Linked DNA regions of Homo sapiens: all the other regions are linked to region 1. A link is a loop called in an ENCODE intact Hi-C map of the cell type or tissue named here. Cell type or tissue: endothelial cell of umbilical vein. All regions are shown on one strand. Each heading gives the region's core, and the rest is flanking DNA. Links, peaks and the distances in the headings are about the cores only.

Region 1 (10,322 bases), core at 1,183-9,182:
GCTTTTATGAATATTTTTTTCTGAATATTATTCCACATTGCAAAAAAATATAAAAACCAGTTATTTGTAACAACGTGGATAAACCATGTATAAATAATCCAGTCACAGAAAAACAAATGCTTCATGATCTCCTATGTGGGATCTAAAAGAATCAAACTCATAGAAGCAGAAAGAAGAGTGTTTGCTAGGAACTGGATAGATGGGGAAACAGCAAGATCCTGTTAAGGAGTATAAAGTTTCAGTGTAACAAGAATAAGTTATGGAGATTTAATGTATACCAATGTGACTATAATAAACAACTTACTGTATAATTGAAATTTGCTAAGAGGTTAGCTCTTAAGTGTTCTCACAACAAAAAGAAACAAAAATGATAACTCAAGAAATGGCTATGTTAATTATCTTGGCTGTTGCACTTATGTCACAATGAATATGTATATCAAATCATCAAATTGTACTTCTTAAATATATACAATTTTCAATTGTCAAATATACTTCAATAGAAACATTTTTTTCTAGAGGAAACATTTGTTATGACTTTCAGTAAGAAAAATCTGTTAAGGACTTTAAAAATAGCATTCCCAGAAGTTTTCTGGTTGAGAGACTGGCCTATGATTTTCTAGGACATCACTTTTTTGTCTGTTCTCTTGTGAATAATTTGGAGAACAATGGGTCACTGGAGGAAAGACTCTTCGAACCCAACACCTGATGCAGCCTTTGGCTCCTCCTACATCTTGAAGCATGACTTTTGATAATTTTATGAACTTCAATTTTCACATCTATTAAGTGAAAATAATCAAAAGAATGAAATATAATGAAAATCAAAATACCTTTCAGGGAAAGAGCTGAAAGAAACTCATTTAATTGGAGAAAAAAATTCTACCAAAAATAAATTTGCACATTTAATTTGCTCTGGATATTGCTGTCCTAAACTATTCTATAGTAGACAGAATTATGCCACCCCTTCCTCCCCTCAAGAAAAGTTGTTCATATCCTAATATGTTACCTCTCATGGCCAAAGGGACTTGGTTGATGTTATTCAGGTGAAGAAATTTTTTTTTTTTTTTTGATATAAGATCTCACTCTGTCACCCAGGCTAGACTGCAGTGGTATGATCTTCGCTCACTGTAGCCTCGACCTCCTGGGCTCAAGTGATTCTCCCATCTCAGTGCTCAAGTAGCTTGGACTGGAGGTATATGCCACTATGCCCAGATACTGGATAATTTTTTTTATTTGTTGTAGAGATGAGGTCTCACTATGTTGCCCAGGCTGGTGTCAAACTCCTGGCCTCAAGCAAGCCTCCCGCCTCGACCTCCCAAAGTGCGGGGATTACAGGCAGAGCCACCACAGCTGGCCATAGGTAAAGGATCTTTAAATGGGGAGATTATCCTGGATTACTCACATGGGCCCAGTCTAAATATACGAGTTCTTAAAAATGGAAACTTTTTCCCAGCTGCAATCAGAGAGATATATAACAAAAGATTGTCAGAGGATGAATTTTGCTCGTTTTAAAGATGCAGAAAGGGGGTCATAGTCAGGAAATGTGGGTAGCCTCTAGAAATTGGAAAGTCAATGAAACCAATCCTCCTAAAAGCCTCCAGAAAGGAATGCAACCCTGCTGATACCTTGATTTGAGACTAGTGAGACTATGTAGGACTGCCAGAAGAGTAACATAATTTAGTGTTGTTTTAAGCCACTAACATTGTGCTAGTTTGTTATGGCAACAATAGAAAACTAATACATATTGTTATGCTTATTCTCTTTAAGTAACTTTAAAAGGTAAAACTGAGATCTGCCCCATCCATAAATATAACTGAGTCATTGACATCAAATAGACCCGGAAGCAGATTAATGGTCTACATAATGTGATTATCACACATGCCACAGGCAAAGCAGTTACTAAGGATCAGTATGTATCTTCTCACTGAATCAGGGAGTAAACTTACTTTCATGGAGCCAAATCACAATTTGCCAATGAAGCTGGATGTTTGAACTTTTCACCTTGCTTTTATAAAAAGGGTGTTTTATTTTATGTTTTGCAAAACTTTTTTTTTTTAGCTTCCCTAGCCACCACAAAAGAGAGTTATACTTGCTGTAAGCTCCCCCAGGCAGAAATCAGAAATTAGAGGACATAGCAACAGAAAGAAGGGTCTTTTAAAAATGCCTGAATGACTTGTGTTTGTCTAACACCTAGCTGTGGTGGAAGAAGAGTATAAGAAACAGACTGTCTACTTATTGATTGTTGTAGGTAAAATATGCACCTAATTGCTTCAACAACAGAAATATAGTCTCCGTCTTGAAAGGAAGTTGAAATATACTATATTGAAACTGTTTTGCAGAGACTGCAAACAAGCAGGATCCTCCAGTTAGAATTAGTTTCAAGACTTATAATTTTAATATTTTAAGTACAAACAGGAGCTTGAGCTGGACAAAATGTCAGCTTATAGGACTTTATAAGTGATTTCTTTACTGATTATATGAGAATTATTTGTGATTAGCATTTCATTCACCTATAAAACGAAAGATTGCTTTAAGTAGATATTTCTCTTTTTACGTCAAATGGAACAAAATTTAGTTTAGACGGTAACTTTGTTTCTGCACTTAAAAACACATTGAACTGCAGTCCAGCACTTATGTAAATGTTTTACCATCATTTTATAATGTGAATTAGTGACATTAATGAAAATAAAAAATAAAGGTGTATGTGAAGCTCTTCCCCACTTGAAGTGAATGGAGACCTGTTCCCTGGAGGAGAATGGGAATCCCAGGCAGGCCCCCAAAATTGTTGGAAGTAAATGTTCAGTGCCACAAAGTAAAAATAGCATTCAGACAAAAGTTTTCTCAACAAGACAATTTACTTCTATAGAAGGGTGAGTCTCATGGATAGAGCAATGGAGAGAGCACACCAGACAAGGGATGGGAAGAGCGTCTTATCCTTAATGCAGCTAGTCCCTACTGCTGTGTCTTTCCCCTATTGACTAGGGTTAGACCACACAGTCTAAGGTAATTCCAATTGGCTGCTTTAAAGAGAGCAGGGGTATGACCTGGAATGGTGAGGTGAGTAGTTTCGGTGGGAAGGATGGTTACAAAACAGGTGACTAAGGATGACTAAGGACAGAACAGGTGACTAAGCATGGAACAGGTGACTATAAGGATGAGTAAAGACAGAGGAGGTGACTAAGGACAGAGCAGGTGATAGAGATTAGGAGGGGGCTGTTTATTGAAACTAGGGACAAGAGACGTAAAGAACGAAAGGACGTTAAGAAACATATATAAGAAACATATACCACAATGATGTGCTGCCCTTTTTCACTCTTCTCTTTTGTCACCCAGGTTTTACTAAGGACTAGACATGTTACGTTTGCTTTCCCTTTGTATTCCTAATAGAAAACATGCTGTATGATTTTGTTTGTTTTATATCTGCTTATTTTAGGACTGTTTGCCATACCACAGAAGTAATGCAACTTGGTCTGCACTAAGGCCTTGTAGGATACAGTAGATTTCTCTTTAAAGAACCAATATGTCACTATGTTCAGCTTCCCTGTTCTTTGTTCCTCATCTTAAAGTTTAACTTCCTTGTTCTTTACGTCTCTTTGTCCCTAGTTTCAGTAAACAACCCCCTCCTAACCTCTATCACCCTCTCTGTCCTTAGTCACCTGCTCTGTCCTTAGTCATCTGCTCTGTCTTTAGTCATCCTTATAGTCACCTGTTCTGTCCTTAGTCACCTGCTCTGTCCTTAGTCATACTTAGTCACCTGTTTTGTAACCATCCCTCCCACCAAAACTACTCACCCTGCCATTTCAGCTTGTACCACTGCTCTCTTTAAAATAGCCAACCCGAATTACCTTAGACTGTGCGGTCTAACCCTAGTCAATAGAGGAAAGACACAGCAGTAGGGACTAACTGCATTAAGGATAAGACTCTCTTCCCCTCCCTTGTCTGGTGTGCTCTCTCCATTGCTCTATCCATGAGACTCACCCTTCTATAGAAGTAAATTGTTTTGTTGAGAAAACTTTTGTCTGAATGCTATTTTCACTTTGTGGCACCGAGCATTTACTTCCAACAATTTTGGGCGCCTGCCCGGGATTCCCATTCTCCTCCAGGGAATGGGTCTCCATTCACTTCTCGTGGGGAGACGCGTCCCATTGCCTCATTGTGGTGGCCTCAGGGTGAGAGATGGGGAACCACCCAGTGCGACAAATAAACTCGGGCTCTCAACAACCCAGAAGGAAACAGGATGATAGCTTGGGGAAAGGATTCTCACATACCGCAGCAATCAGGTAACTCTGTACACAGACCAAGTTAAGCAATGTCGCAGGGGTGACGAAGTATTTCCTTGCTGGTCAAGATATTCTGGAGGTTAAAAGTGTGTTTAAATGATCACAAACACTACTGCTTGCAGTGCTGCTTGTGTGAATGGTACTACGCACTACCGCTGTGTGGAGTGAGTGGGTCCTATCTGCGGTTCCATGGTCACCTCATACGGCTTAGGACAGATCCTGCCATGGGGTTCAAACTGGCATGCCAATACCAAGAGGGGCCTAGACACCCAAAAGGGAAGCGGCCAGAGTGGATGAAGCAAAAGAAGGGTGCAAGGATCCTCCAGCAGGTGGGGCTAAAAGATAGGCAAGAAATCTCTAGTATGAGGGATTAAGCCTAACTAGGACCCAACATGGGAAATACCCTAAGCAAGACAGGGAGTAAAAAGGATAAAAATACCAACAAAGATGATTCCCCCTCATAGTCCCCTAGGTCTCATGTTAAAATACTGGAAAAATAATGAGAGGACTAAACATAAGAAAAAGCAACAAATGATAAAATATTGCTGTTTTATTTGGACTCAGAGACCCATCTTCAAACCCTCAAATCTTCTGACCAAAGTTTGGGTCGAATGAAGATGTAATGTGTCAGCTTTTCATTCAATATGTAAATGATAAAAGCCTCGTTTCTCAAGAGGAACTAGACTATGCTCTTTGTTGGAGGCAGAGACCTGTCCTTTTCCCCTTAAAGACAACTAGGGAAGAACCCAATGTAACATCACAAAAGGAAAAATTACATAAGTTAGTTCCCATGCGCAAAGACTCCAGCATATGGGATCCCCTAGACCATCTTCCCCTGCTCAGTGACCCCAAGCCCTCTCCTCAGACAGCTGCTGCTGCCCAAGATCCTGCTCCAGATTCTTCACCTACTCACGTTATTCCCCCTCCTTACAATCCTGACTCTTGGAAATTATCATCCCAAGAGTCTGTCCCCTAACAGCCTAAGGACCCCTCCCTAAAGGGACTCCAATGTGAAATAGAACAATATAAAAAGGATATCCGAAACTTCCCTTTTCCCTCTACAACTAAAGAGTCAGCCCCTGATCTCCTTCCCTTAAGATAGGTGCCACAAGGAGGAGGAACCATTGACTTCATGGATACTCCCTTAACCAGTTCAGAATTCCAGAGTTTAAAAAAGGAGCTTAAGCCATTACTAGATGACCCTTACGGAGTGGCAGATCAAATTGATCAATTTTTAGGACCTCAGTTATACACTTGGGTTGAGTTAATGTCCATTTTGGACATCCTCTTTTCAGGAGAAGAAAGGAGTATGATTCATAGGGCTGCTATAGTAGTTTGAGAACGTGAGCATTCACCCAGTCAAAACGTTCCTACCATGGACCAGAAATTCCCTGCCCAAGACCCCCGCTGGGACAATAACAACACAACTCACCAGGAAAATACACAGGGCCTAAGGGAGGTGATAATCAAATGAACTCGGGAATCAGTACCCCAAACCCAAAATCTTTCTAAAACATTTAATATGCAACAGAAAAAGGATAAAGGGCCTATGAAATTCCTAGACAGACTGAAGGAACAAATGAGACAATATACAGGCCTCAATTTAGAAGATCCCTTTGGATGAGAAATGTTAAAACTCCAATTTTTCACAAAAAGTTGGCCAGACATTTCAAAAAAAGTACAAAAAAATAGAAAATTGGAAAGACCAGACCGTCCCCCGAGTGAACTTCGCATGGAAACTCAAAAGTTATGTGTGAGGAGAGACGAAAAAAATCAGAAACAAAAGACAAAACTTACATTATCCACCTTCCAACAGAAGACTCCAAATCCATGTCCTTCTAAACAGAGCTTCCAGAGACACAGAAACTATAAAGGGTCCAAACCCTTCTTTAAAAGACCTAAGCCTCCATCTGGAGGACCAAGGCCCTCTGAAGAGTATGGCAAAACAAAGTAAAAAAATCCCAGAACTGAGAGGTACAAAGGACAAGATAGGTGCTACAAATATGAAAGTACAGGCCACTTCAAGAGGAAATGTCCTGAATTCAAAAAAGAGAAAAAAGTCCTTCCGTTCATTACTTTTGAGGAAGAATAAGGGAGTCAGGGGCTCTGTCTCTTTTATGTTGAGTCCCACCAGGAGCCCTTAATAAATTTAGAAGTGGGACCTAAACATGAATTTATCACTTTTTGTTCGATTCAGGGATGACTTGTTCCTCTGTTGGTTTCCCCCCATCTAATATTGCCTACTCTTTGGAAGGACTTTTGCTCTCTGGAGTGAAAGGTGAAGGATTTAAAACAAAAATTTTAAAATACACAAAAGTCAAATACCAAGATCAATCAGCTCATATTCAGTTTTTGTTAATCCCTGAAGCAGAGACTAATTTATTAGGGAGGGATTTAATGTTGAAGTTAGGCAGAGGCCTACAAGTCAGACCAAGAGAATTCTTCACCTCATTAAACCTACTCACCAATACAGAGACAAAATACATTAATTCTAATGTCTGGTCCAAAGAAAAGAACTGAAGAAAACTCTGAGTCCCTCCAATCCACATCAAGCTAAAAACCCCCGGGGAAGTAGTAAGGAGAAAATAATACCCCATTCCCCTAGAGGGCAGGATAGGGTTAAAACCTATAAGTGAAGGTCTTACTAAAGATGGGCTTCTTGAGCCCTATATGTCCTCTTATAACACCCCAATACTGCCTGTCAAGAAATCAGATGGGTCATACTGGCTGGTAAAAGACCTTAGAGCCATTAACCAAATAGTCCAAACTACCCACCCCATTGTTCCCAATCCTTACACCATTCTCAGCAAGATTCCATATAATCATCAATGGTTTACTGTTACAGATTTGAAGGATGATTTTTGGACATGTCCCCTGGCTAAAGATTGTGAAGATATATTTGCTTTTGAGTGGAAAGATCTCCATCCAGGGTGAAAACAACAATATCGATGGACAGTCTTATTCCAAGGGTTCACAGACTCCCTTAACCTTTTCGGTCAAATTTTAGAACAAGTATTAGAAAAAGTCATCATCCCAAAACAAATATGCCTACTCCAATATGTTGATGATATTCTTATATCTGGTGAAGATATGGAGAAAGTAGCTAGCTTCTCTACACATATTCTTAACCATCTGCAGTTCGAAGGGTTACAAGTCTCAAACGGAAAGCTTCAGTAGGTAGAGCCTGAAGTTAAATATTTAGGCCACAGTGCAGACAAGTGAAAAATAGGGCCTAAATAAGTTGAGGGAATCGTATCCCTACCCTTGCCTCAAACTAAATAAAAACTCAGGAAATCTTTAGGGTTAGTTGGATACTGTCACTTATGAATTGACTCATATGCACTAAACAATAAACTTTTATATCAAAAACTTGCCCAGAAGAAGCCTGACCATCTCCTGTAGACTTCTGAGAAAGGTGATCAGATCAAAGAGCTGAAAGAAAGGCTCATAACCACCCTTGTCTTAGCCTTACCTTCCCTAAAAAGCCATTCCACATTTTTGTCAACGTGGATAATGGAGTAACTTTAGAAGTGCTTACTGAAGGACACAGAGGCTGTTGGTAGCCTGTGGTCTTCCTGTCAAAAGTCTTAGATCCAGTTACTTGTAGATGGCCTCAATACATCCAATCCATTGCAACTACAGGAGTATTAGTAAAGAAAGTAGAAAGTTAACCTTTGGAGGAAAATTGACAGTAAGCATGCCCCACCAAGTTAGAACTATCTTAAACCAGAAAGCAGGGCAGTGGCTTACTGACTCAAGAATCTTAAAGTATGAGGCTATTCTGTTAATATTAACCACTGATAATTCACTTATCCCAGCAGGTTTCCTAACAGGGGATCCAAATCTAAAGAGAGAGCACAAATGTTTAGATTTAATTGATTATCATTTAAAAGTCCAACCAGACCTAGGAGACACTCCCTTCAGGACGGGACGAGAGTTATTTATAGATGATTCCTCCCGGGTGATTGAGGAAAAAAGACACAATGGGTATTCAGTACTTGATGGAGAAACTCTCGAAGAAATAGAGTCAGGAAAATTGCCTCATAATTGGTCTGCCCAAACTTGCAAGCGGTTTGCACTCAGCCAAGCCTTAAAGTACTTTCAGAACCAGGAAGGAACCATCTATACCAATTCTCAGTACACCTGTTGAGTGGCTCACACATTTGGAAAATTTTGACTGAATGAGGTCTCTTTAGTAGTAAAAGTCAAGACCTTTTTCATAAGGAGCTAATCACCCAAATATTTAATAATCTGCAGTTGCCAGAAGAATAGGTATTGTCCATGTCCCTGGATATCAGAAAAGTCTTTCTTGTGAAAGTCGAGGAAATAACCTAGCAGATCAGATAGCCAAACAGGCTGCCATTTCTTCTAAAACACCTATTTTTGACTTAACTCATTACCTTCCTTCTCCTACCATGATCCCCATTTTCTCTTCCACTAAAAAAGAAAAACTAATAAAAACAGATGCTAAAGAGAATTCAGAAGAAAAATGGATACTGCCAGACCAGACAGAAACGTTATCCAAATCCCTTATGAGGGAAGTCTTGTCCCAACTGCATCAAGGGACCCATTGGGGGCCCCAAGCCATGTGTGATACAGTCCTCAGAGTTTATCGGTGCACAGGAATTTATACCCTGGCCAAACAGGTTACAGACAGTTGTATAGTATGTAAGAAAACTAAAAAGAATACCCCTTTGGGGAAGGAGCCCAGGCTTAAGGCTATCCCAAAGTATCCAGATTGATTGCACAGAGATACCTTCAATAGGTCATCTAAAATACTTACTAGTGATAGCAGATCACCTCATTCACTGGGTCAAAGCTATCCCCTTTTCAAATGCAATGGCCAATAATGTAGTTAAGGTGTTAATTGAAAATACAGTGTCCAGATTTGGGCTAATAGAAAATATTGACTCAGACAATGGAACCAATTTCACTGCGCACATCACTAAAAAGCTATCCCAAACACTAGACATTAGATGGGAATATCATACTCCTTGGCACCCACCTTCATCAGGGAGAATAGAAAGAATGAATTAAACTCTGAAGAACCGCTTAACCAAGTTGGTTCTGGAGACTTGGTTACCATGGACCAAATGCTTTCCTATTGCCCTGTTAAGAATCTGAACTGCCCCTCAGAAAGATATTGGTCTTTCCCTTTAAGAGATGCTCAATGGATTGCCTTATTTACGCTCCACTATTGACATTCCTACCTTTGAAACAAAAAACCAATTCCTTAAAAATTATACACTTGGCCTATCTTCTACTTTCTCTTCTCTTAAAACCAAAGGTCTCCTAGCACAGACACTGCCCCTGGAGTTCCCAGTACATCAAAATCAGCCTGGGGATCACATCCTCATCAAAAGCTGGAAGGAGGAAAAGCTTGAATTGGCCTGGGAAGGACCTTACCTAGTGCTCCTAACTACTGAAACCGCAGTCTCAACAGCAGAAAAAGGATGGACCCATCACACCCGAGTCAAGAAAGCACTGCCCACACGAGAGTCATGGGCCATAGTCCCAGGTGAAAACCCTACCAAACTAAAGCTAAGAAAAAATTAACTATCTTTCATCTATTCTATTACTCCTCCTTTCCTTGCTGTATTGCTGACCACCTCATTATTAATGTAACCAGGTCAATTTTGCCTCAAACTATTACATTTGATTCTTGCCTTGTTATACCCCATAGAGACTTACCAAGTCAAAGACAGCTTTCCACTTCAGAAAAATACCTCTGTCCTTCTTGACTCCCCTCAGGCTGGAGATTAGTGAATCAGGATCATTTAGTCTGGGAAGGTTTCAGTGAAGACCCCAGTGTCAACTGGGAGTCTTGCCCCCCGATACAGAGCTTTTATGCTGTAGTTGGTCCAACATTCTGTGGACCACTAAAGTGCAAGGATGGACTGCCACAACCAGCAGTTGTAATTTCCTAAAACCACACATTCATTTTACTAAAGAAACAGCTTCCCCTAACTGTCAGCTCAACCAGTGCAATCCAGTACAGGTTATTATCTCAAACCCTCAAAGTTCTTCTTCTCTAAGTCGGTTCCT
Region 2 (10,322 bases), core at 1,222-9,221, 220 kb after region 1:
AGATTCACCTGACAGCAATAATTTAAGCATACTCTATGGTCTAAGAAGAGTGTTGGTTCAGAGTTCTGAGCCAAGGAACCCAGGAGCAGCCAATCTAGAGGCTTACTCTATGAAGGACACCTGAACCGCTGGTCCATTTTGTGGACTGCAGGATATGCAAGGAATTAAGAGGCCCTTTGTTTTGAGCTAGATGTGGATGTTGCTAGGTAGAGGGTGCTAAGTGAAAATTGCCATGTAAACTGCATGCTGCAAACAGTAGCGGTCTTCCTGTCTAGCCCACCACTCCTTGACTGCCCCATACGTAAGTCCTCCATAAACCCTATGTCTTTGTTCTTTGGGTCTGGGTCTCCTCTGTCCTCTTGGACATAGTGCCATCCCCATTGGAGTCAGTAGGGGTTAGTCACAACCGTGTGATGTTTAATTCATACTCATATATGGTTTTCTGTATTTATCAATTAAATATATTTATAAAGAAACTAAATATTAAAAACATTCTTTTAATCACCAGTGGAAATAAAAAGTGAAAAAGAGCTATTAAAACACATTTCAAAGCTAACTATTAAGGTTACAATTTTTAATATAAAGATACTGCTTTTAAATGTAAAATTCAATGAATTTATGCAAAAAATTTTCAAAGCTTAAAAGAAAAATTTAACAAAAGTTATGTTCATATTAGAAAGGACAGCATAAATTTAACAAAAATAACTGTCATAAGTTTCTGAGAACTTTTCTAGGATTTTGAAACCTAACTCATCAGATAGGGCTTCAAAATACAGAGCTTTGTATATGAAGTAGAAATTTATCCTGTAGATGAAGGGAACATCTGGGCAGACTCAGATGAAAACAGAATGCCACAATCAGCTTATAATACAAGCCAATTCAAATGGAAAGAGGCTATTCTCAAAAAAGAAAACCCATTTTGAGAATAAAGGAACATACTCAAAACCTACAATTTATTCTTAATGATGCCTCATTTTTCATTTGCTTTATAGCAGCCTTCTACCCCGGGGCAAAGACTGACAGACTATTCCTTAGTACCTTAATTTTAGCTGTCCCCTTAACTATGACTCTGGGGCTGAAATACATAAACAGGGCAATAAATCAGAAGGAACAAAGAACCTTTAAGACTATAAGGCAGTGGGAGGAAGGAAAGTATGTTGAACAATTCCCTTTACATGTGTCCTTAATAATTGATAACAGGTGTCTAGTTTACTGAGTCCAGTTACACATTTTTTAGACAGATCTATTGTTTATGTTGTTCCCTGTCTAAGCAATACAGAGAGTGCTGTTTCACATTCCCTTCGTGTTATAATCTAGTCAATTCACTTAAAATTAGAATAAATTGCATTTGGTTTTAGAAATATTCATATTTGCCATTTCCTCTGCACATTGAAAATATATAATTTTGTTGGTTTAAAGTGTTGAGGCTCAAAAACTGAAACCACCTTTGCAAAAATTATACAGAAAATTATGACAGTGAAATAGGTCTGACTTAACTGACTTCATCTTGCTTCTAACCTCTAACTGTCCTTGTTCATTCCTGGGTGTAGGCCGAACTAACTTTGGGAGGGACTTAGTTTATAGTTTAACTTTGAAATGACAATAACAGCTTTTTCTCAAAACAAATCCCCTTCCTGCCTGGGGATTAAACTGCCTTTGCAGGACTAACAAATTAGCTACAAGATTAGAAGTTATGGTTTAGGACTCATGCAGCTAGAGGCTGCAAGATTTTGAACCTTTCCAAATTGCTCGTGGGGGTAACATCACTATTGTTAAACCTAAGATTAGTGCTTGAGATCTTTTGCAGACACTGCATTAGATGGATAAGCTGGCATCACTCAGATTGCTAACTGTCTCAACTTGTCTTGCGACCCCCACCCAGGAATCAACTTATCAGAAGAGGACAGCATTGACTCCCTATGATTTCATCAATGACCTGACCAATCAGCACTCCCTACTTTCCATCCCCCTACACACCAAATTATCCTTTAAAACCCTGATCCCTGAGTTTTTGGAAGACTGATTTGTGTTGGGTGATGTACCAGAGCCCCAGCAATGGAAAGTGACTGGCTCGCAGATAGTAAAAAGAATTTACCCACAATGGTATAGTTTTGGAAAGGAAAGTTTTATTGAAAGAAAGAAAAGAAAGAAAGAAAGAACACTGCAGAAGAGTGCAGCAGGGCATCTCAGCAAGAGAGGAGTAAGTGTGTCACAGTGGATTTTTACTTAGCAGTATTTTACGGACCTTAAAGTGGGATCTTAAGGGTAATTTAGACCATATCAGCAGCCATGTAGATCATGATAAATGATTACACTTGTAGACATTTTGGTGTCTCGATGATAGCAATAGGAGACAGTTAAATTCCTAGGCAGACGAACAGGTCCCTGTTGAACCCTGATCTTCAAGCCAAAGACAGCCTGATGCCTGAAAACTGAGCTTCCAGTTCCAGGTAGAGTACATGACCAGAGTAAGAACCTCCTCGATGTCTTTTAGCCAATCGAATGGTGCTTTTTCCAGGCCTGCCCACGAACCAATCAGCATGCACTCCCCAATTCTGAGCCCATAAAAGCCCTAGACTCAGCCTCACAGGTGACTACCTGCTTTTGGGCCCCCTCTCACACACAGAGGTACCCACTTCTGTTCCCCTCTCATGTCAAGAACTTTCCTGTCACTCAGTAAAATTCTTCTCAGCCTTGCTCACTCTCTGCTGTCTGCATACCTCATTCCTCTTCATCATGGGGAAAGAACCTAGAACCTACCAAGTTGTGGGTGTGAAAAGAGCTATAACATGCACTCCCACTCACCAACCTATGGGAGTGAAAAAAACTGCTGGGTGCCATACGCCCCCATTCACTGAACTTCAGGCAGTGGGACTGAATGAGCTGTGACACACCCCCATTCACTGAGCCGCAGGCAGCAGGACCGAAGGAGCTGTGATATGGCCCCATTCCCTGAGCTGCAGGCCACAGGAACAAGAGTAAGCTGTAACACTTCTTGGGGACTCAGACCTCGGGACTCCCTGGGCGAGAGCTGTAACACCCCTTGGGGCTCTATGGTTGTTGGCATATCCAAATTTGGGGCACCACCATGTTCCTCTCATCCAGATGCCGGTGCCCAAGGTGGAAGCTGGTCACAGCCTGCCCAGTCCAGCCACAGGCTGAATGTGGATCTCATGGCGGGCACAAGATCTGAGCCATTGCATGAGCCAAGCTCAGCCTCCAGGGCTGAGTGGGTGGAGTGAGCCCAGTGGGCCTCAGTGAGGCTTCAGGAAGAGGTCACAGCAGCTGCAGAGATTTCCGGCTGGCAGAGCAGCACTGAAAAACATCCTGTAACATTTCCAGGGGCTCATCTGGGATTGGCAGAAGGGTGAATAAGAGTGGACCTCTTTCACTTTCATTCCAAGGCTTCTTGTATGGAGATTTTTTTTTTTCCAAAAACAGATGAGGCATTGGGCCTCTGTTAGCCAGTTAAGAGTGAATGGCATGTCTTCAGAGGACAGGCTTGCTGGGGAGGGGTTTGTCAATCACCCATCGCCCTTGGGTGTTGGGAATGTTGGCTTTGCTTCAATCCAGTTTTCTTCATGGAGGTCTAGCCATTGCATGGAATTGGAAGGAAGTTCTGGGGCAATTATCTGGCTGAGGCTATACTTTGATGTTACCCAAAAGGCCACTGGACTGACTCCAGTCACCAACATCCCATTAGGGTGTTGGTGTTAGGACCTCCAGTCTTTTCTATGGCATTATCCTTCTTTCTTTCATGGCTTTAGTGGCTTTTATCTTTTCTTTATATATTAATACAATGTTAAGGGTGTTGTTGCAAAGCACAGAGATAATATAAGTGGGTAGAATGTGCATTTGGCTTAGTCATCAGGAGCGTAATTCAGAACAATGTGTTTTCTGTCTATTCTTAGAAGCAAGGAGGATGTAATGATTGAGAGTTTTCTTTCCCCTGTTGAGGAAACCCATTAGCATAGGGCAAGAGGCTACTTTCCCCCAGGCACCTTCCCTCCCCTGCATTTAAGGTTTTTATTTTTTCCCACCATGTCAGTAGTCAATATAGTCCTGTGAATACAGGGAGCTTTTCTATGTGAGGGATTAATTTTTTCCTTTTGGGAGACATCTTATTAGGCCCCAATTCCTGGGACTCGCTTTCTGTCCCTTGTTTGAGGAGCATCTGGTTTTACAGCTTCACTTTAACATCACTCCAGTATATTTTCCAAGCTTTGGAGTCCTGAGGGACCCAGAGGCAGTCAACAGCAGAAGACTAGAGTGCAGCGCAAGCGAGCACGACTACTGCTGCTGACTACTCCTTACCATTTCATGGGTGAAGAACTTGCTCACATTCATAGCACAGATGGGGTCTAGCAAACCCAAAGGTTACCGACAGCAGAAGGCTAGGGCACAGCATAGGTAAGTGCGACTACCCCTACTAACTATGCATTCCCACTTCATTGGTAGAGGTCACACTTGTATTCATGCATGGCACCTATAGAAGCTGCCACAACTCAGGGAAGGAAAGGGTGGCACCTATAGAGGTTGCCAAGACTTGGGGAAGGAAAGGACACTTTTTTTTTTTCCTCACATGCCCTGGGTTTTCACTGAAAGAGAGAAAGGAGCTAAGGGATGCCTTTTACCCTCTCTTTCAAATGGGTAACAAACCATTTTCAGCCTGTACTCCTTTTGAGTGCATCCTGAATCACTGGGAGTCCTTTGACCCTCAGATTAAAAAAATGCCTTATGTTCCTTTGCACTAGGGCCTAGCTGGGTTATAAGTTGCAAAGGGCAATTCCAAACCCCGGAGGTGCCTCCAGCTGGGGAGTCAGCTAAAGCCTTTAACCCAATATTTTTCCTCACCTCTTAGTTGTAGTTCAGGAGACCTCATGTTTACTCAAGACTTTTAAATCATACCTGAAAGCCCAACTCCTCTGCTGAGTATGGATATATTAGCTCATATGGGAACCACCATCCTTATGGCTCTGGGACAGACTCTTTGTCTCCTCCTAGTGGAGACCAACGTTAACCCAGAAGTTTGGGCAACTCAAGGGAAAATTGGCAGAGCCACAACTGCCATGCCAGTCTGGATCCATCTTAAGGACCCTACCTTCTTCCCTAATCAGAGATAATATCCCTAAAACCAGAAATTAGAAATGGGCTAGAAGCCACCATTGATAACTTGAGGATGCAGGGCTTCTTCAAACCCTGAAACAACCCTTTTAATACCCCAGTACTGGAGGTACGTTAACCCAACAGAGAGTGGAGACTGGTCCAGGACCTCTGCCTCGTTAATGAGGCTGTGGTTTGAATTCACCTGGTGGTTCCCAAACCCCTATACCCTGCTTACTCAAATACCTAAGGGAATTAATGGTTCACAGTCTATGACATAAAGGATGTCTTTTTATGCATACTGTTACACCCCAACTCCCAATATTAGTTTGCATTCAAGGATCCATTCAACCAGACCACTCAGCTAACCTATGCAGTGTTACCTCAGGGATTGTGAGACAGCCCCCACTTGTTTGAGCAGGAGTTGTCAAAGTATCTCTGAGTTCTTTTATTCTCAGGTTAAAGTTTTACAATATGTAGATCACATTTTCCTTTGTGCCCCAGCTGAGGAAATCTCTGAGGAGGATAATAAGGCTTTTCTTAATTTTCTGGCTAACAGAGGATATAAGGTCTCAAAATCTTAAGGCTCAGCTCTCTCAGACTTCAGTGAAGTACCTAGGTCTAGTCTTGTTAGAGGGGACCAGGGCAGTAGGGGAATAAAGAATTAAGCCCATCTCCTCCTTTACCCTCCTCAAAACCCTCAAGCAACTGAAGGGATTCTTGGGCATTACAGGATTCTGCAGATTATAGATACCTGGGTATGGAGAAGTAGCTCATTCCTTATATCACCTATTAGGGAGACCCAGGCAGCTAAGACTCACTCCCTAATTTGGGAACAAGAGACTAAAAGGGCCTTTGACCAATTCAAAGAAGCCTTGCTTGAGGCACCTGTCCTTAGTCTTCCCATAGGAGAGACTTAATCTTTATGTATCACAAAGGAAGGAAATGGCCCTGAGAGTTCTAACCTGGGCCTGAGGTTCAGCCCAGCAGCACATAGGCTACTTAAACAAGGAGCTTGGTTTGGTAGCTAAAGGATGGCCAGCCTACCTCTGGGCAGTTGCAGCAGTAGACTTGCTGGTACCAAAGGCTACTAAGTTAACCATGGGAAATAACATAACGATTTATACCCACGTAATGTGGCAGGACTGCTGTCTCCTAAGGAGAGTCTCTGGCAAATGGACAACTGCCTCCTCAAATATCAAGCTCTGCTATTAGAGGGATCTGAAGTCCAGTTAAGAACCTGTCCATCCCTAAACCCAGCCACCTTCCTCCCAAAGGAAGCTGGGGAGCTTGAATATGACTGCAAACAGACAGTAGCACAAACCTATGTGGCCAAGGAGTACCTCAAAGAAACCCCCTTAGAGAACTCAGACTGGACTCTCTTTACGAACAGAAGTTCTTTTGTAGAACAAGGGATCCATAAAGGAGGGTATGCAATAGCCTGAATGACACTGCTGAGAGCGTGCCTGTCCTCAGGCACAAGTGCTCAACTAGCTGAGCTAATTGCCCTCCTGAGGGCACTTGAATTAAGCAAAGGGAAAGCAGTTAACATTTATGCTGAATCTAAGCATGCTTTCCTAGTCCTCCATGCCCATGCCACTATCTGGAAAGAGATGGATTTCCTCACAGCAAATGGGTCTTCCATTAAATACCATCAGGAAATTAACAGACTATTATTCTCAGTTTTCCTCCCATGGGAAGTGGCAGTAACACATTTTAAAGGCCACCAAAAAGGGATGAATGAAATAGCTGAAGGAAATAAGTTGGCAGACCAAGCAGCTAAATTGGCAGTGAGAGGGCCCCAGATATCTGATCCACTTGAGGTCCCTCTGATCTGGGAGGGCTCCACAAGAGAAACAAAACCTCAATATTCTCCTGTGGAAATAGAATAGGCCACCTCTCAGGGATACGCCTTTCAGTCCTCAGGATAGCTACAATCAGAAGATGGCAAACTTCACCTTCTTCAGCTTCCAGCCAATGGAAAGTTCTTAAAATCTTTCACAAGCCTTCTACCTAGGTAAGGATAAAACATATCATTGGCCTAGAGGTTGTTCTCAGGTAAAAATCTGCTAAAAATAGTGAAATAGGTCATTAATGCTTGTGAGACTTGCCTTAAAAATAATCTCAATTGACAGCTTCTCCCCCCTGGAACCCAAGAATGGGAGGCTACCCAGGGGAAGACTGGAAGATGAATTTCACCCATATGCCAAAGATAAGGGACATCCAGTACTTCCTGGTATGGGTAGATACCATCATTAACTGGATAGAAGCATTTTTATGTTGAGCAGAGAAAGCCTATGAGGTGATGAAAGTACTAATTAATGAGATAATTCCCCACTTTGGACTCCCAATGTACCTCCAGAGTGATAATAGTCCCTTGTTCAAGGTAGCTGTAAGCCAGGAGTCTCAAAGGCACTAGGCATACAATACCATCTTCACTGTGCCTGGAGACAACAATCCTCAGGAAAGGTATAGAACACTAATGATACTATCAAAAGGCACTTCAGAAAACTGTCTCTCAAGACACTCATCTCCCTGGATTACTTTTCTTTCCAGAAATGTTCCTTTGAAGCTGGGTTTAATCCCCTTCAAAAAGATATATAGATGGCCTTTTCTCATTAATGATTTCTTGCTAGACCAAGAAACCTCTGGTTTGATTAAATATGTAACTTCTTTGGCCCATTTCCAACAGGAACTAAAACTGTCGGAAGCCCAACCTCATGAACTAGGGCTACTTCTGTTCAACCCATGGGACTTAGTTCTGATCAAGGCACTTCCTTCCTTTTCTCTCTCTCTACGCCCATGTTGGGAGGGATCTTACACTGTACTTCTTTCTACTCCTTCAGCAGTGAAAGTCACTGGAATAGATTCTTGGATTCATTATACTTGAGTAAAGACCTTGGAAAGTGACTTTCCTCTGTTGACCCAGAGGAGCACCCGAAGCACCAGTGTGAAGAAATTGGAGACCTCAAGCTAAAGATCACAAAACATAAGTGTCACTAACATTTTATGGATATCCTCTTTATAGTCTCACCTATGCTTGCTGTTCTTGCCTTCATTCTATTCCTCACCATAAGGCATCTTTGCCAAAAATCCCTTAATCCTGAAAGCCCATGGCATTATCTACTCCCCTAAACAGCTATCTCTTTTCTGAAGTTTAGCTTCCCTACCCCCATTAAAGACTTACTTTCACCAGGGTGAAACAGCTCTGATCAAAACATTGTTTTCAGAATGATTAGTATAATACTCATATTTGATCCATGCATACTTAACCTCCTTTTAAAATTTGTTTCTTCTTACCTAGAGACCATCAAACTCCAAATGGTCATGGAAATAGAGCCTCAGATGATGGCTCTTTTTACCGGGAACCCATAGGTAGACCTCTGAGAGACATCTAACTGCTGTTTTCCCAAAACAATGCCCCTGTCAGCATGAAGCAGTTAGACCTGTCACCATCCCTGTAATAATGTCAGTTAGACGTACCTCTTCAGAGGGGGGATTGATAGTGACAGTAAACAGTCAAATTCCTAGCCAGAAAGGGTCGTGTCCCCAGTGAAACCTGACCTTAGAGCCAAGGACAGTCTAAAGCCTGAAAACTGAGCTTCCTGTTCCAGGTAGAGTTCACAACCAGAGTGAGGACTTCCTTGATGCCCTTTAGCCAATTGAATGCTGCTTCTTCCAGGCCCACCCATGGATCAATCAGCATGCACTTTCTCATAAAAGCCTTGGACTCAGCCTCACAGGTGGCAACCCACTTTTTGTTCCCTTCTCACACAGAGGGCTACCCACTTCTGGGCCCCTCTCATGTCGAGAGCTTTTCTGTCACTCAATAAAATTATCTGCCTTGCTCACTCTCCAGTGTCCACGTACTTCATTCCTCTTCATCACGGGACAAGAACCTAGAATCCACTGAACAGTGGGTGCGAAAAGAGCTGTAACATACACTCCTGCTTGCTGAGCTACGGGAGTGAAAAAACCGCTGAGTGCCACATGCCCTCATTCTCCAACCTGCAGTGGCAAATCCAAATGAGCTGTGACATGTCCCCCTTTACTGAGCTGTGAGCAGTGGGACTGAATGTGCTGTGACATGCCCGTTTGCCAAGCTGCAGGAATGAGAGACAGCTGTAACACTTCTTGGGGCCTTGGACCTTGGAGCTTGGGAGTCCCTGGGCAAGATCTGTAGCATTCCTCAGGGCTGTGCAGTTGCTGGCATCTTTGAGATTTCAGTTGCTACTGCATTCCCCTCATCCAGATGCTGGTGCCCAAGGTGGAAGCTGGTGGTGGTATGACCGTTCCAGCTGCAGGCTGAGTGTGGATCCCATGGCAGGTGTGGGATCTGGGGCGGGGAACAAACCAAGTGCAGCCTGCTAGGCTGAGTGGGCAGAGTGAGCCTGGTGGGTCCAAGCAAGGCCCAAGGCAGAGGTCATGGTGGCCACAGAGATTTCCAGCTGGCAAAAGCAGCACTGAAAGAATCCTGTAACACTAATGTCAGCAAGGGTTGCATTATGAGTCTCAACATACATGCATTCCAGAGATGAATAGAAATTCTGGTTACTTATAAATTCTTGAGAAAGAAGCCTGGTACCAGCTGCTGGCTTTAGATAATAGGGAAGTCTAATTACTTCTAAATTTTTCAGATAAGGAGTTTGACTTTGGATGGTCTGCTTGATGGGCACTAGGCGATTTTTGTCCTCCTAAATTTGAGTAATAAAACTAATTTGGCCTTCAGTACAGCTAGCTCTGAGTGAATTAAACTCATTCTCTATTGCAATTTTCTGGTCTTGATAAATCAGCTGTGTCTAGGCAGTGGGCAAGGAGAACCCGTTGGATAGTTACAAAACCAATACCCCAAAATATGATGTTTTGGCATGTTGAACTGAAGAAACCTCAAGGCCTCTCTGACCTCCCCCATTATTTAATCAATCTGCCCCATGTTAGTGATATTCAGTGAAACTTCAGGGGGCCAAAGGCCATGGCCCCCACAAAAGCAAAGCTTCATTTAAACACTATCTTTTCAAAAGAAATACATTGGTGCTGTAGCCAATAATACCCTGAATTTAAAGTTTCTCCTTAAATTTAAAACTTCTAAGACAAGCTTAATTTACCAACTCCAAAACATAGGTACTAAAACTTTTTAGTCTCTTGGATTGTTAGAGTCCAGATCTTAACTGGATTTTTTTTTCTTTCCCGATTTAAATGTTCTACAATTTAATAGCTGA
Region 3 (10,322 bases), core at 1,414-9,413, 690 kb before region 1:
TTACTGTTCTGTTCTTGTCAGCATTGTGCATTCTAAGTGTTTAGAGTAACATATATCTGGCAAGTGAAATGAATATAAGATATATTTATGAGAGTAGAGTACTGACAGCTTTAAGCTATGGATGAGTTAGTTGGTTTTTTAACTCTAGTGGCCTCTTCATAATTAATCCACTATTTATTATTATCTACTCTTTAGTCATAAAACTTGTACTTCACTAATTCTTTTGTTAATTTATTCACCCAAAAAGAAATCATAATTCTTACTATGTGTTGGATATTATTCCATGCGAGGAACAAAACAAAGACCTGGCCTCTCTCATTGTGTGGGAGAGAGAAAAAAACAAACGACAGGAAGATATGTAATGTCAGGTGCCATGAAGAAAACAAAAGAAGGGTAGGAGAATAGAGAGTGATGGGATAGTCAAGGAAGGCGTCTCAGAGGGGGGCCATTTGAGCAGAGACCTGCATGAAGTCGGGGAGCAGCCATGCCTATATCAAGGGGAAGTTTCTAGGTAGAGGTAGGAAAAAATGTCAAAGCTCTGAAGAGAATGTATAGCTTAATAGAAGGTTGGGCTCCAGCTTCATCACTTCCAGTAACACTGTGCTCAAGGGTGAGCATGAGTGGGAATGAGCATGCATAGGGGCTAGCTAGGATAGAGAGAGAATATCCAGCCTCACAACAGGCAGGGGGACAGTGAGGTGGCCACATGGTGGGGGAACCTCTGCCTGAGATGACAACAAAAAAGATTGTGGGGAAATAGAATCCCAAAATTTATTTTTCCTTCTTTACAAAAAACGTTAAAATTTAGGGCCAGGTGAAGTGGGTCATGCCTGGCCAAGGTGGGCAGATCATGAGGTCAGGAGATGGAGAATATCCTGGCTAACACCAGTGAAACCTCCTCTCTACTAAAAATACAAAATATTAGCCAGGCGTGGTGGCACATGCCTATAGTCCCAGCTACTTGGGAGGGTGAGGCAGGAGAATCGCTTGGACCCGGGAGGCAGAGTTGCAGTGAGCCGAGATTGCACGACTGTATTCCAGCCTGGGCAACAGAATGAGACTGTCTCAAAAAATAATAAAATAAAAATTAGTTGATGGCCTAAAATTAACAACATATTGGCATCATCAGAATTGCCATTTGAAAATTATATGCTATAGAAGGTCAAGTCCAAATATCCAGACGTATATGAAAAGATGAAAAGCTGCTCAAATTTGCTACTAGTCAAGGAGATGAAAGCAATGAGAGGGATTGATGTTTTGATTAGCCTGGATTGGAACTTTGATAACTCTGATACTTTGATAACTCTTATTGTTATCAAAAAGCTATGGGATTTGCCTTAGGTGTTACCAAAGACAGGATGAAGGACATTTGATAATGTTTGAAAACAGTAATAGGAAAAAAAAAATGAAGCTGTTTCCTAATTGTATCTACTAAATTCACCCATTTCTCTCTTCCTCTCTCTCTCACTCTCTCTGTTCCATCTCACTCCCCACTATCATATTTATAATGTCATATGATCAGGGAGAAAAATATGACAGGATACATATCAGATTGTTAACTTGAGTTAACTTGGCTGGGAGATGCTATGGAAGAAGATGAAAGGGGGAGGGGAAGTCACATAAAAGTACTGCAATACCAGAAACCCTGACTACATTTATGCATTTTTGTGTATGTACAATATCTTTTCAGAGTAACTGACACTGATGGGAGGTATAAATTGAAGTGTGTTGTGGAATATATACAGACTTTAATGAAAGAATCACTAGGGACACAGAAGTAGCAAAAATAAAATGTAGACCAGTAATATTCATATTTTTGTTTGTAGGGCATAAATTGGAATTGCAAAATAATAAATGAAGTTAGCTATTTGACTATGAAAGTCCAGATTTCTAGAAAAAAATCTGTGTGATACATTGAAAATTTTTTTCACCTAGTTTCACTTGTAATGAGTAATACAGAAAAGAAAAAGACTGGAAATTACCATTTTTTCATCAAGCATGTAGGCTAGCTACATGTTCTGAGTGGTTCACAGATTGAGGGCTTAAATGGTTCCCTACTTACTTACATTTTAGCAAATAGCTATTTCAGAAAATGTTTTAACTGCAAACTACCCCGGAAGTAACTTGTCTTAAGTTGTGTGTCCCTTCCTGAATTTGTTAAGGCATAAGTTTCTGCTTTGACTTTTAGGTTTGGTTTTTTGTGGGTAGACACAGGGACAAGAGACAGTGAGGGATGTGCCTTATGACTGATTGGGTGGGAAAAGCTGTACTCTGTTGTAGAGAGTTTCCCCATCCTCTGCTGCTGCCATTTTTGAATTGACTGGAAACCAGGAGGTCCCTTGTCCATGATTCACCTGGTGGCCTCAGCCAACTTTCAAAGTAAAAGTTTGCATTTCTTGAACTTTCTAAATTGGAGTTGTTATACAACCCAGGAAAGGGCAATACAGTAGGTAAAAGGATTTAGGTATTCACTGGAAAAAAATTTTAATCCATATTTAAGAAGCAATTGGTGCAAATCAAAACACAGATACACATGATTAGAATGAAAATGATTTCCGTATTTATGTTTGTCAGCAATATAGTTATTTACAAATAACCCATATGAAAATGTAAAAAAGCATATTACATCTTCACATGCCATCTGTATTGACTGAATAAAGCTTAGTGACATTATTTGCAAATCTGTAGTTAATTGTACATAGACATTTTGTGCGTTAAAAAGGAAATGTACATAATGTAAAATAAATTACATTACGCAATTTACAAAGTAATATTAACAAAAATTCTTAGACAGCTGCCTCCTTATTTAAACAAAATAAATATTCAGGTAGTTAAATTAACATAAAATACACATTTAGGGAATAATAATTTATAGAAAGACAGATTGCAAATTTTAATAAAGTTATATTTTACAATGATAGATACTGATCTCTTCAAATCTGTGTGATAGAAATGGAGAAAAAAAGTACCAGAAAAGGAATCTAAATGTTTACTTTCTAAAAATAAACACAAACAGATTTCTGAAAAATAGGGAAAAGTTTACTTGAGGGTTAAAAGTAGGTAATCTAGAAACTATGGCTTAAAAACAATAAATCTACAAAACACAACAAGACTGACAATTATATTCTAAATAATATAGAGATTTTTGATCACTGAAAACATGACTCCCACAAACTAAAGCTCTTCATATACTGCCCATTTTTAAGATCTGACTTGGTAGAAACACAGAAAAATAAAAATGCAAAATTAACTGTTTAGCATTAGTTTCATTCATTTAATAATGTAGACATAACCATTTTTCATTGTCCCTGCTAGATATAAAATTATTATAACACACTGCAAACCATCCTTTTTATAAATGGATAACTATTTGCTTGGCTCACACACCAGTTTCTGATACCTGAAATCCTGTCCTGCAGCCAGGGCCACCTGAGGGCAGGACCTGGGGAGACCCTTATTCCCAGAACAAGCAGATGTAGTTCTCACAACTAAACTAGTCCCAGGAAAGATCACATTCTGACAAGATTCCTCACAGATTTGCTCAAGGACTACTGTTTTTTCAACACCCTCAATCTTACAGTGGAAATAGAAGAAGAACCCACACTTGAATTTGGTAATATATTTATAAACAGGAGATCCCAGATCATTTGGGAATTGTGCTTCTCATGTACTATTGAGACCCACGTCAGCTTTAGAACAGGCTCTCCCTTCTGTATGGTACTGAAAAGTACAGTCCTCCCTCACTGTCTTGTGGTGTGGAATGTGAACAAAGACTCGAGATGGAGGCAGGAGGATATGGGATGGTCTAAAGCAAGTGTAGGCATGGACATTTTTACAGAAAAGGGCTTTTTTTTTTTTTTTTTTCCTGCATGCCTTCCACATTTTTCCTTTTCCCTTTATTCATTTCTTTGACCAGTGGATTTGGTGTAAATCAGGATGTTCACACTCTGAGTGAGTGACACTTTGATTCTAATAGGGAAGGAAATATAGGAATTCTTTTTTTTTTAATTAAAAAATTGGGCATGTTTAGTGGGAAGTAGGTAAGAATAGCTGTCAAGAGTAGAAAGAGACCAAGCAGAGAAAATCAGAAAGGGCCAAGGATACAGGTTGTTGGGGGAGGTAAATAAGTGTGTGAGAGGTCTATTCAATTTCTGTGAGAAGGAAGACGTGAATTTACCTTGAAATGCCCAGGAACTTAACAGGGGTCTGATTAAGCTACAATGACCACTGCCACCTACCTGAGGGTGGGGCAGGGAAAAATCAAACTCCTAATACTGTGGCCTAAAGACATGTACATTACGTAGGGGAAAATACTAACCCCATCTAAAAACAAACCTAGAGTAAAAGTCAACATGTTTCAGTGCTATCTTCACTCATTAAGCATTTTTTCCTTCTTTTGGATGTCTGTCTTAAGTACCTATGTATACAAAAGCCATTACTTTTTTTTTTTTTTTTACAATGCCTAGCAGAATGTCTTATATGTCAATAAATATTTGCCTTGTTAGAAGTAATTTGTGCTTTGTTATAAGTAATTAAAAACAAGCTTTTATGCACTCTTTTTAAATTCACTTAAGCTACACCGTAGTATCCTCAAAAAAGGCTTTGAAATTAAGATTACTGTCCACATATTGGATTAGTTATTGATGAATAAGCAAATCAGCCCCTTTCAAAAGAGATCAGTTAGTCCTATTCTACGTGGTTTCTAGTGAAATAGTCCAGCAAAATCATATAATACTGTGTCAAACTTTTTCTGCTCTTCTTTTTTTAAAAACCAAACAACAGACCTTCATTCTAGGGAACAGCAGTTCTACATCTTTTACCCCCTCGGTGAGGTAAAAGTGTCAATAGAGAAGTTACTACTATATTCCCCTCCCAAATTTTTAGAAGGAACAGTAAAAATAAGGTTTTGATGAAATTCCAATAAAATATTTAACTCATTATTGTCTCATGTCAGAAACAAAAATAAGGCCATTTTCATGTTATAAACATGAATATAATAACCTTCCCTTTGTCCAAAATAGCCAGATTGCTACGTTCTCCTCTTTCCACCTTTCTAACGAGGTTATCCAGTATTTATTTATCCTAACAAACAGTGACCTTCCAATATGTTCTCTAATATTAGGTCATGTTGAACCTAATTTCCTCTCTCTCATATATATGGGTGTGTGTGTGTGTGTGTGTATATATATATATGCATGCATATATGCTGTAAAATCTAATTAATTTATGAATAAAATGTATTTTTCATAACATTCTATAATTTTGATTTGCTAATTTAATTCTTATAGGTAGGATGATACTAATCTTTTCTGAATTAATGACATTTTACAATACCTTAAATATAGCTTTAGTAGGTATTCTATCCCACATTTCAAAATTAATAGGTGTTGCACACATTTCATAAGAGGGTTAGCTGAATTTTTCAAGTAACCACAATAGAGTCTTTCTTAACTATTTTGGACAAATGGAGTTTATTTTATTCAAAGAGATCAACTTTAGGATTATCTGGAAGACCCCTGATTATATATATTGACAATCACAGTTTTAAAGTAACAATATTATTTTTTCTTCCTCTTTAATAAAACAGATAAAATGGACTTTGTTTTTATGGTTTTCTTTGTTTAAATCCTTGCTTTAAAGTAAAATTTTCATCTTCCTGACTACCTGTTCTCTTTGAAATGATTTACATTTCCTAATATAGTGAATATTGAATGAGGAATTAGCGCTTACTGCATTTAGTTCTTATTGAAATACATACAAATATTTTCATTTTGGGGACAATGACATCCTAACCTGATGTCTTTTGTAATCTTTGCAAATACTCTAATGAACAGCAGGGGGAGTTCATACTCCAGTATGAAGGTAAAAATACCTTCTAATCCAAAACACTTTTACAGGAACACAGCTGTTTAAGATAAAATAGCATGTTAGTTATATTATTTTTCAAATATCCTGAAAAGCTAGTGTCCTCTCTCACAAAGGTTGTTGCAATAATGTTGCCTGAAAATGGTATTGCTTTTTAATGGCACCTTTTGAGTTTTCTTTTCATTTGCAAGAAGTCTGCTGAGTTAGTTAAATATTGTTCCACTGTGCCATTCCCAGGGCTACATCTGTAGAAAATACAGCTACTTCTGATACAGTGGGAAATGTAATGACTGTAAATTCTCACCTTTGAAAAATGAATGAAAACGAAAGATGACACCATGGAGAGCTAGCATTAAAAAACATCCAGACCAGGGGTCAGCAAAATATGACCTGCAAAGGTGGCCTACTGGCTGTTTTTGTAAGGGAAGTTATATAGGAAAACAGTTATGTTCATTCTTTTATTTACTAAGATTGCATTAGCAGAATGGCAAAGTTGAGAAGTTGCAACATAGACCTTGTGGAAAATATTTTCTATATAGTCCTTTACAGAAAAAGTTTGCCACTCTTGCTCTAGATATGCAATGAAGTCTTGGATAAGATATTTATTCTTCTCTTTTAAAATTTTAGTTTTGAAATCATACATTGAAGAGAGAGATTGCTTCAAATTTTGCCAGTGAGAAAGGCAAAAGACTATGGATTTTGAAATAACTGCCTGCAAGACAGACATTCAATCTGAAACTGGGAAATCAGAGAGAAAGAAAAATCAACATATAATTTTGATTTCCTTTAGTTACAAAGGTCATTGATACATTATTTATTTTCTCCATCTGCTCAAAATTAAAAAGACATCCAGTTCCTTTTTCTTTTTTTTTCTTAACAAAGATAACAAATATAAAAATCTAGTCATAAACAGCCTTCAAAGAACAATTACAAACCAACTAGAGGAATCCACCTTTTAGAGGGTTAAGGGGTTAGGGACTTCAACACTTAAATTACCGCCATGTTGTCAATTTCACAATGGCTGCAGTGATGAGGAAGTGTGTGTACAGCAGGTGTAATAGCTGATTTCATCTTGCTGCCATCCAAACTGAACTTTACTCTCTTCAGGATACAAGAACTTGCAAATGTCTTCATGCCACTCTTGGCACAGATGTCTTCATCCCACATGAAAAGAGGCAGTTTCTATGGCAATACTGGTTAAGCGCCTATCGTGCTGCACTAATATAGTGCAAAAATGTGCCTTCCATATAGCAAAAAAGATGCAGGCAACCAGTTTGAAAATCAGGGAAAGTAGAAACGTATTGTATTAACACAAGTAAATTAGTTTTCCAGACAATTACCACTATAAAATACTGAACTTGAGGACTCGTTCTTCTAAGACACTAGTACTTGTCCAGCATTCTTACTTTGGAGAGAGACAAGAAGTCTTAAAAAAGAGGCTTTGTCTCTGAAATGCAGGTCAATAAAATCTACCATCGACCACCAAGATGCTGAATTTATTCAGTGGATTTTCTGCTTAGCTTAGAGTTTATTTGTTATGCATTGTTAAAATTGCTTATTAGCAAGTACATAATCTGACATAATGTGTGTCATTCAACTGAGTACACATGTTAATTTGACCATAGTATTGTGGAGATCTTGGTAGAAACTCTTCATGCTAGGAAGTTTTATGGATTAACACTGCAGACGGTCTTGTATCAGGCATCCTAACTGGCCAATTCCACCATTATTTTTTAGAGATGAAAGTGGTTTTTCAGTCGGTAGATTTCAGAAAAGATGACATAAAACTTTCAGAATGCAGCATGTATTCAGCTAAATCTCCTATAATTCTCACGGTTGATGGTCTGTATATAAGTGGTACTGTCTTAAATATCTCCAGTGGCAGTATGATTTTCACTCTTGTCTTTATGATGCCATTTTTAAAAATTAAAATATATTTTAATCCACACAGTTTGGATACATTTGTTGTGGCCTCTGGACATCTATGAAGTCAGAAAGCCGAAACTGGTTGTTGCCAGGAAAAGTTATATGTTACATGTCGGCATCTCCATCATAGGCTAAGGTTAAAGGTTTCAGTCGGTTGTTTTGCCTTCTTTGGGGTTTCTTTGGCTTTTTGCTGTAAAAAAATTCGGAATTAGGAGAAAGAAAATCAGTTTCTAATTGTAAATTTGATTGCTTTAAGCGAAAAAAAAGTAAAAGCAAATTGATAAACTGAAATTGCCTCGTTGCCTGCGTTGCCTAAAGTCTATCTACCTTAGAATTTGATTTTCTGATCTTGAATTTCAGTTTTATGCTTTGAATAAACTCTAAGTAAACTTCAAGTGTTTCACTACCCTACAAAAGATAAATTATCCAAGTGGGATTCTTTTAGTATTAACAACAGAAATAAAATCATAGTAGGGTCATTTTCATTTGGCCAGAAACCTTTATAAATAATGCATAATTTATAAATTATACATGTTTTAGAAGATACTTGAATATGATTAGGTATTACTGTAATATCTTCCTCCATTAGTAATTCAATATAAAAATCTACAGTTCACCATATTGAGTACAAAGCAATATTTTCTTGAAAGTATGCAAGAGAACATACTCGAGAAGATGACCTGCAGCAAGCTCTTGCTCATCTTTAGAAACGAAATGGCTCAGATTTGGTAGCTTTTAGCCCATCTAGGACTAAAGCCATGTTTATTTAGAAATTCATGTGAACACCAGATAAATGTAGAGTACTTATTTGAGACATTAGTTTGCTGTTTCTGTGTTACGATTAAGTATCTCTTTGGATTTTTAATTATTTAAACACTCACCAAGCTAGATAAATCATGGAGACAATAAAGATGAGTAACACAAATGCCCCAGCTGCTACACCGTAAACCCAGGTCTTTAGTCTCCCATCTAAGAAGAATGGATATTAGTTATTAATTTACATTAGTCTGGTATACATGAGGCAGTCTTTAACTATGACCAATGATCAGTCATATATGACCAATTTCTTTCAAAACCCGAAAAGAATTATTGCTTCAGCACAGTTAATGATTAATGCAAAGCTGCTATTATGAGTTAGATTCTGCTTCATTAAAGATAAGCTATCAAGGAAAACTGAACTGAAAAATTATAAATGTTTGACTTCAGATTTCAAGTTTCTTTGGCTAAACTTCAGCTGCCTTTCATCTCAATTTTACTTCAAACTCAATACATGTGTAATGCTATATAAACATTCTCTTCTGATTTTCAGTGTATTTTGAGAATTGCAATGAGAAGAAAAGATGAAAAATGCAATTTTAAGAAAGTTTCTACAAACTCGAGTTAATGCATATAGGTATTTAAACAAAAACTTTGTCATTTTTATTCCAGGTAAAATGAAAGTGAATATATTTAAGATTTTATGGAATTAATAATCTTTTATCTAGTCTGCACTTACAATGTGTTTTAAAATTGGCTGACAATGTCATTTTCAAAAACAACTGGTTTGGTTAACATATAAAAGGATCTATAAATAATTTTTTTTCTACCTTTTCTATTATATGGAATCAGACATAACAGGAACTTTTGTAATTTGGGTTTCTGGTCTCATCTTTGAACTCCTCAGTTCTATGCTCCGAATAAACTTCAAGCACAAGATGTTATTAATGATATTGGCTAATTTAATTTGATCCTCACATCAACATATATTTTCTGTTGCAATTAAATATTTGATCTTAGTGTTAAAATTATAGATTGGGCAAAATTGACCTCACACAGACTCTGGTTTATTCAATATTTGAAAGGCATCAAATGGAAATTGGTACTGTGGAATTTTTTTGCCCGGAGTTAGATCAAGTTAGAGGTTCATTTGCTGGGAATAAACTCAATTAATATTCTAAATATCCTTTCTTTCTAATCCTAAAGCTTTCATTTTTTAAATTTGAGCTCAGTTTAGAATCAAAAGAGCTGTTCCACGATTGAGGATCTCTGTTGAGAGTTTCTTCAACAAATGTTTTTTGGGGTTTTTCAAAATCAAAGAATATCTAAGTTTTCAGAACATGCACCTTTTAAATATTTTAAAATTTTAACTTTGGGGAAACTATATATAAAATTTAAAATAATGACAATAATATTCTTTTTTTTTTCAAAAGGACTGGTTTTGATCTGAGGAGATCTGCTTCAATTCTTAGTGAAGGTCAAAATTGCTACTGGTTGTCTGCTAGTCCATTGTCTTAAACACTGAGGGAAGAGTTTCCCATGCTTACACAGATAAGTCAGCTTTGCAAAATAAATCATACTATCAGCTAAATAAGCCAATTAAAGCAGGAATAATGTGATTAAAAGCAAATCACCCAAACACTTAAAATATCTTAAAAATCCAATATTTATTCTCCAATAAGGGAAAGTATTCAGACTTAATGCATAGAAATGGAGATGTGCTAGCTATGCAGATTCCTTCCATCTTTTCTCATGTTTCTAATGGCATTTTAAAG

What was found. Peaks named below come from ENCODE experiments on the same cell type or tissue, not always from the same donor. Only the 100,000 strongest peaks of a DNase experiment are listed, where the experiment ranks them.
Region 2: it touches region 1 in a loop (14-fold over the local background); 8 of 110 quality-filtered maps call a loop at or near these places.
Region 3: a loop joins it to region 1, with 4 times the contacts of the local background. A loop is called at or near these places in 2 of 110 quality-filtered maps.

Annotation. Positions count from the first base shown.
Region 1 is chr7:12,063,075-12,073,396 of GRCh38, forward strand. All of the region lies in intron 1 of LOC124901589 (a long non-coding RNA gene), which reads right to left. Among named protein-coding and RNA genes, the nearest start is that of TMEM106B, 140 kb to the right of the region's middle. RefSeq lists an enhancer at 2,884-4,083. In endothelial cell of umbilical vein, for the core only: a CTCF peak has its summit at 4,600 (motif pointing right); a DNase peak (open chromatin) is centred at 4,607.
Region 2 is chr7:12,287,073-12,297,394 of GRCh38, forward strand. No RefSeq gene overlaps it. Among named protein-coding and RNA genes, the nearest start is that of TMEM106B, 81 kb to the left of the region's middle. In endothelial cell of umbilical vein, for the core only: a CTCF peak has its summit at 5,015 (motif pointing left); no DNase peak of the experiment used is centred there; H3K27me3 peaks cover 407 bases.
Region 3 is chr7:11,367,898-11,378,219 of GRCh38, forward strand. THSD7A (thrombospondin type 1 domain containing 7A) reads right to left here. Exons shown (of 28, transcript NM_015204.3): 27 at 8,673-8,760; 28 at 2,468-7,981. The coding sequence ends at 7,897. Among named protein-coding and RNA genes, the nearest start is that of PHF14, 400 kb to the left of the region's middle. In endothelial cell of umbilical vein, for the core only: a CTCF peak has its summit at 5,841 (motif pointing right); no DNase peak of the experiment used is centred there.